Linked DNA regions of Homo sapiens: region 1 is linked to region 2. A link is a loop called in an ENCODE intact Hi-C map of the cell type or tissue named here. Cell type or tissue: dorsolateral prefrontal cortex. All regions are shown on one strand. Links, peaks and the distances in the headings refer to the core of each region. The heading gives the core; the rest is flanking DNA.

The links. Peaks named below come from ENCODE experiments on the same cell type or tissue, not always from the same donor. Only the 100,000 strongest peaks of a DNase experiment are listed, where the experiment ranks them.
Region 1: it touches region 2 in a loop (2.1-fold over the local background); 1 of 110 quality-filtered maps calls a loop at or near these places.

What each region holds. Positions count from the first base shown.
Region 1 is chr9:69,394,103-69,397,017 of GRCh38, forward strand. No RefSeq gene overlaps it. Among named protein-coding and RNA genes, the nearest start is that of ENTREP1, 70 kb to the left of the region's middle. In dorsolateral prefrontal cortex, for the core only: no CTCF peak of the experiment used is centred there; a DNase peak (open chromatin) is centred at 1,766; H3K27ac peaks cover 353 bases.
Region 2 is chr9:69,191,877-69,194,791 of GRCh38, forward strand. The region is part of intron 1 of TJP2 (tight junction protein 2); the gene reads left to right. Among named protein-coding and RNA genes, the nearest start is that of TJP2, 19 kb to the left of the region's middle. In dorsolateral prefrontal cortex, for the core only: CTCF peaks have their summits at 1,471 (motif pointing left) and 1,672; no DNase peak of the experiment used is centred there; H3K4me3 peaks cover 533 bases; H3K27ac peaks cover 2,350 bases.

The sequences.
Region 1 (2,915 bases), core at 272-2,771, 200 kb after region 2:
AAGAGGAAAGGAGGCATAAAGCCTGAGAGCATCAGTTAGATGGACACCAGGAGCAAGGGGGGGCCTGTCTTAGCTTCATGGAATTGTCCCTGCAACTTCAGAAATGGCGAAATCTGAAAACCTATTTCTGCCTTCCTTCCCTGACTTTAAGGAGTATTAAAGTAAAAAAAAAAAACACAGAAACATATATATATATAACAATAGTTTACATATATTTAGCATGGGAGGGAACTCAGAAGTCATGTGATTTATCTCCTTCCTAGTTCATCTGGGTAGTAATATACTTTTAAATACTTAAGCATTAATAATGATACACATGCTCATAGGTTAACTGAACATATATAGCGAGGGCAGCTGTTTCGCCTTTGGAGTTCCTTAGGAATCCATAGTCCAGTGGTTTTAACAAAGCATTTCAAATGTGGTTATCAAAATTATACCAGAGGGTTGATTAATTAGCATAAGGGATGTTTGAAATAAGTTTTCACTGGTGAAGTAAATAATGTTCACAACATGTGGCCAGCTAGGAGCACTGCATAGTCATTGTTGCCTCTGTCCCAATGAGGCATCAGAATCTGGTCCCCACTTTGTGAGATTGTCACAGGATGGACTGAGATTCAAGCTGCTCCTTCAGAACCCCAACCTTTCAAGCAAGCTACGTATCTGAGAATCTGAGGACAGCTAGGACTTCCCCAAGCTTACAAACTGTTTTGTGCAGCCTTGCCAATGAGCATGGCTGGCTGGCAGAATTGCCCAAGACCTGCTTTCATTGGAGCATCTTGATGGTGAGGTTTGGAGGAGGAGTCTATGGCCCCTAATTTCCAGACGCTGCCTGTATTTGTCAAAAGAACCAGACATTTGCTGAACTGTCTAATTGGGTAGGTCAGATCATGCTACCCCCTCAATTTGCAGGAAAGGAAACTGAGGCCCAGTGCTAAGAATGGGGCAGGGGTAAGAGACCAGCACTTCTGGCTGGAGTTAACCTTTGGTGTCGTCCATTCCATGAATTTGAACAATGCATGATGACCTGTATCCACCACTGTAGTAGTATACAGAGTAGTTCCACTGCCCTAAAATCCTCTGTGCTCTACCCAGTCATGCCTCTCTCCCCTAACTCCTGACAACCACTGGTCCTTTGACAGTCTCCATAGTTTTGCTTTCTCCAGAATGTCACACAGTTGGAATCAGATACTATACAGCCTTTTCAGACTGACTTCTTTCACTTAGTAATATGCATTCAAGTTTCCTGTATCTTTCCATGGTCTGATAATCCATTAAAACCCTTGAAAAGTTATTTGATTCAATAGTCATAAAAGTAAAGTACTCTATCATGTTAACATCTCAAAGCACTTACCCTCATTTTCTGAATTTACTCATGTCAGGGACCAGGGAAAAACAGGTCTGCAGCCCACACTGGATTAGTGTTCACCTGGGTTCCCACTCTAGACGGCGTCTCCCAGTTTCATTTGTCCTGTGTGATAGGTCCTGGGGACACTGATGAAGAGGACTGGGAGGTAACAGGTGGGGACCCCCTCTTCCCTCTGCACCCGTATCTGTCTCTGAGGCTACCTGTGAGCTTAGGCCCGTCCTCACAGCGAGACCCACGGTGTGAAGATCCAAGGCTTTGGCGAGTCGCTCAGGATTAGGAAGAACTGGCAGAGGAAGGAGGGGGCTGCAGCCAGGCCTCCACCCAGTGGGAGTGGAATTCTGGAAGCAGAACAAAGGGGCCCATTTCCACCTCCCCCCAGGCTGCTGTAGGATGCAGAGGAGGACAGTGGGGCAGGGAGGGAAGGGCCCAGGACAAGGCCATCTTTGTTTCCGTGTTGTTCCTCCCTGAGGCCTCTGCAAGGAAAGCCAAGTCCGAAGTCAAAAGACGCCACTTTTCTTCCACTCTCTCTCTGCAGAAGCCTTCATCCTCTCATTCACTCAACAGGTATTTATGGAGCTCCAGGGTACCAGGCTGTGGGCCAGGGGCTGAGGGTAGAATGCAGAGCAGGAAGAGGGGACACACAAATCACAAATTACAAATGCAAAGCCATTTTCCTCTTGGCTGCTGAACCGTGCCAAGGCTCCAGCAAGGAGGAGGAGCCAAGAGAGGGTGACTTTGAGACCAACAGGTACACGCCTGGTTTCTCAGAGGCTGGCGTGAAGGCTCCCTCATCCCTGATTATCAAACAGGCTCACGTGGCAGATGGTTCACCATCCTGGGAATTCTTGATGAAAAGTTATTCCTGACTATTGTTAAAGATGGTAACGGGCCGAGCACCATGGCTCACACCTGTAATTCCAGCACTTTGGGAGGCCGAGGCAGGTGGATCACCTGAGGTCAGGAGTTTGAGACCAGCCTGGTCAACATGGTGAAACCCCGTCTCTACTAAAGATACAGAAATTAGCCGGGTGTGATCATGGGTGCCTGTAATCCCAGCTACTTGGGAGGCTGAGACAGGAGAATTGCTTGAACTCAGGAGGTGGAGGTTGCAGTGAGCCAAGATTGTGCCACTGCACTCCAGCCTGGGCGATAGAGCGAATAGAGCGAGACTCCATCTCAAAAAAAAAAAAAAAAAGATGGTAAGGAAGACTTATTCAAGCAGGAGCCACCGCAGTGGGGTTCTGCAATAGGGGAGAAAGGTCAGACTCAACCCCAAACATAGCAGGACAAGTGGAGATTTATACAGCCAAGGAGCAATGTTGGGGTCAGTAGATAGAAAAGTACTAAGAGGAAACGTGAGGGCTGGGGCAATTCTTGATACACCAAGTCACTAGGATTCTTGCTGAAGGCAGGCCAGGGTGATAAGCTATCAGGGTAGGGAATGAGGAATGTGATCAGATACCAAGGATAGGAGATTTTTGCTAAACTGACTCAGCAGAATTCTTGCTAAAACTGGACTAAGAGTCCAAGAGTCAGAAAGAGGACTCAG
Region 2 (2,915 bases), core at 271-2,770:
TAGGCACGTACCACCACGCCTGGCTAATTTTTGTATATTTAGTAGAGACAGGGTTTTTGCCTTGTTAGCCAGGCTGGTCTCGAACTCCTAACCTCAGGTGATCCACCTGCCTCTGTCTCCCAAAGTGCTGGGATTACAGGCGTGAGCCACCATGCCCAGCCGTATGTTTTAAATCTTATATTAAGCTTATACCACTGTTGATTGCCGTTGCTACAGTGGGGCTTATATTAATATTAGAAACACCCCTCATTTGAGTGGTACTTTACAGTTTATAGCAACCTCTACATAAAGCTGGGCATGGTGGCACATGCCTGTAATTCCAGCTGCTTGGGAGACTGAGGCAGGAGGATTGCTCCAGCCCAGAAGTTTAAGACCAGCATGGGCAACATAGCAAGAACTTGTATCAAAAAAAGAAAAAAAAAACTTTCATGTTAAATTCTCACTTGATCCTCACCAAGAACCCTGTGAGGTGAGTGTTATTCACTGGATGCTTAGAGAACCTAGAGATCATACAGCTGGCTAGTGCGTACCAGGAACTTGAACTACTTATAAACTGGAGCAGTCGGAGAAAGCTTGGTGTGTTTGACATTGTCTGTCTCTTGGTCTCCAGGCCCCAAGAGGAAGCAAAAGCCTAATTCATCTTGGCAAATGCTGTAGAAGTTCTTGCTTGGATTTTCTTTCGCTAGACAGTTTTTGGTGGTGGTTTGTTGCTCTCCTTCAGATAAACATTTCTTGATAGTGCAGTTTCTTCCTTCAATATGTTCTTATTCTGGTGTGTACATCCGTTTCTCAGAATGTTTAGTAAACATTTCTGTTGCATACCCTAATGCCAGTTTCTTACCTACTCCTCAGTAGCGTGCTGCAGCAGTGGCTTTGGGACCTGGTGTAGACATTATGGGTTGCTTTATTCATTCCTCACAGTGACAAGGGGATCTTGATTGGTGCTAAGTCCTTGGATGGTTCCCTTGGCCTCAGTGACTCTGAGAGAGCCATCACTGCAGGTGTGATCAGTGCCAGGGTCTTCCTTTCTTCCTTCTCTCTCACTTTTTTTTTTTTTTTTTTTGAGATGTGGTCTCACTCTGTCACCCAGGCTAGTGTCCAGTGGCACAGTCTCAGCTCACTTGAGCCTCCTGGGCTCAAGCTGTCCTCTCACCTCAATCTCCTGAGTAGCTGGCACTACAGGCGTGCGCCACCACACCTGGCTAATTTTTGTATTTTTAGTAGAGACAGGGTTTCACCATGTTGCCCAGGCTGGTCTTGAACTCTTGAGCTCAGACGATTCACCCACCTTGGCCTCCCAAAGTGCTGGGATTACAGGCATGAGCCACCGTGCCTGGCTTTTATTGTAATTTTTAAAGTCTATTTCTAATTTCATCTAAATTATGTTTTGAAATTTTCAATTCGTAGGGAACCGGCAGTCTCTCCCTTTTTATTTCTGCATGACTGCACCACCTAGTGGATAATACATCTGTTACCAGGCAGTGGCCTTTGATGATTTCCTATAGCTACAAATTCTACAAAAAGGAAAATTGGGTGCCTTTTTATGCTTTGAAATCACATATAATTTCTGCCAGTAATTTTTGTTTCTAGGCAAGTACGGACTTTTTGAGAGGAGCTTAATAACGTTTAATTCAGAATTAAAAAAAAAAACGTCAGCCCATACCTGAAGTTTCCCGTGTCACCAATGGACTAAGGATGCAGACTGTCAGTTTCACTCAGTTTATGTGATAATGGCATACAAGATAGAATAATGAGGTCTTTTTCTAAGTTTAGAAACAAGGCTATTTCAAACACCTGAACTTTTTTTTTTTTTTTATAACTTGCTTGAATTTCATCTGCTGTGTTTTATTAAGTCAAAAGAATTAGGAAGGCTTGTTGATTTTTGCATGGCTTTGGCTCCACATTTGATACAGGAAACCTCACCTTTCCCCTCCCTGTCTCTTGTCTTTGCTGCCCCCTGCCTGGATGGAGTATGTTCCAGTATGATGGAGCAATTGTTTCTTTTTGTCTGTTGATTTCCATTAGGTGCAGTGGGCATTGGTCATTGTGCTAAGTATACCATGCAAGAACACATTCAGTTATTACGTTTATGGTATTTTAAATATGTAACATACTTATGCAGTTGAAACCATAAATTGTAAGATTTTTAGTCTTGTCCATAGATTAACGGTTTAAAATAAAATTATTGTGTCTCTTACTGACAGCTGGTTAAATCAGTATTTTCAAAGTATCAATTTACTAAGTTTTGTCATGTGCCTCTATAAGGAATTCACAGTCTTCCTCTGCGCTCCCACAGCCTTTTTATTTTTCCTTCCCAGGAAAAATTTTAGAGACACCAAAAGGATTCTTAAAGTATAAAAATGAATTTCACTGTTTTTGAAAATAAGTACTATTTTTTTCTTAATACCTGGCATTCTGCTCATGGTTGCAGCACTGTAAATTGCTGAAAGTTATAGGTCATTACACATGAAGAGGCTTAAAAATGCCGTTTGATCTATAGTTAACTACAAAATATGGAGGGGGAGCTATATGCACACAGTGTCTGCCATAGCATTAGTTATACTAGCAAAAAAAAGGAAATGGCTTAAATGACTGCTAGGGATATGGTTAATTATATAGTAAATATTGCTATTTACAAATTTAAATTAACTAAAATTAAACATTGCATTCTTCAGTTGCAGTAGCCACATTTCACATGTTCAGTAGCCACATGTGGCTAGTGGTTACTGTGTTGGACAGCACAGCTATAGAACATCGTCACCATGGTAGAAACTTCTGTTGGAGAGTACTGCTAGACAGGTGCTTCTCAAACATTATTTTCCCCGTCACCTCCCTGATGGGAGGTGCTTCTCAAACGTTAATGTGCATATTAATCACATAGGGGCTCTAGTTAGAATGCATATTTTTATCAGTAG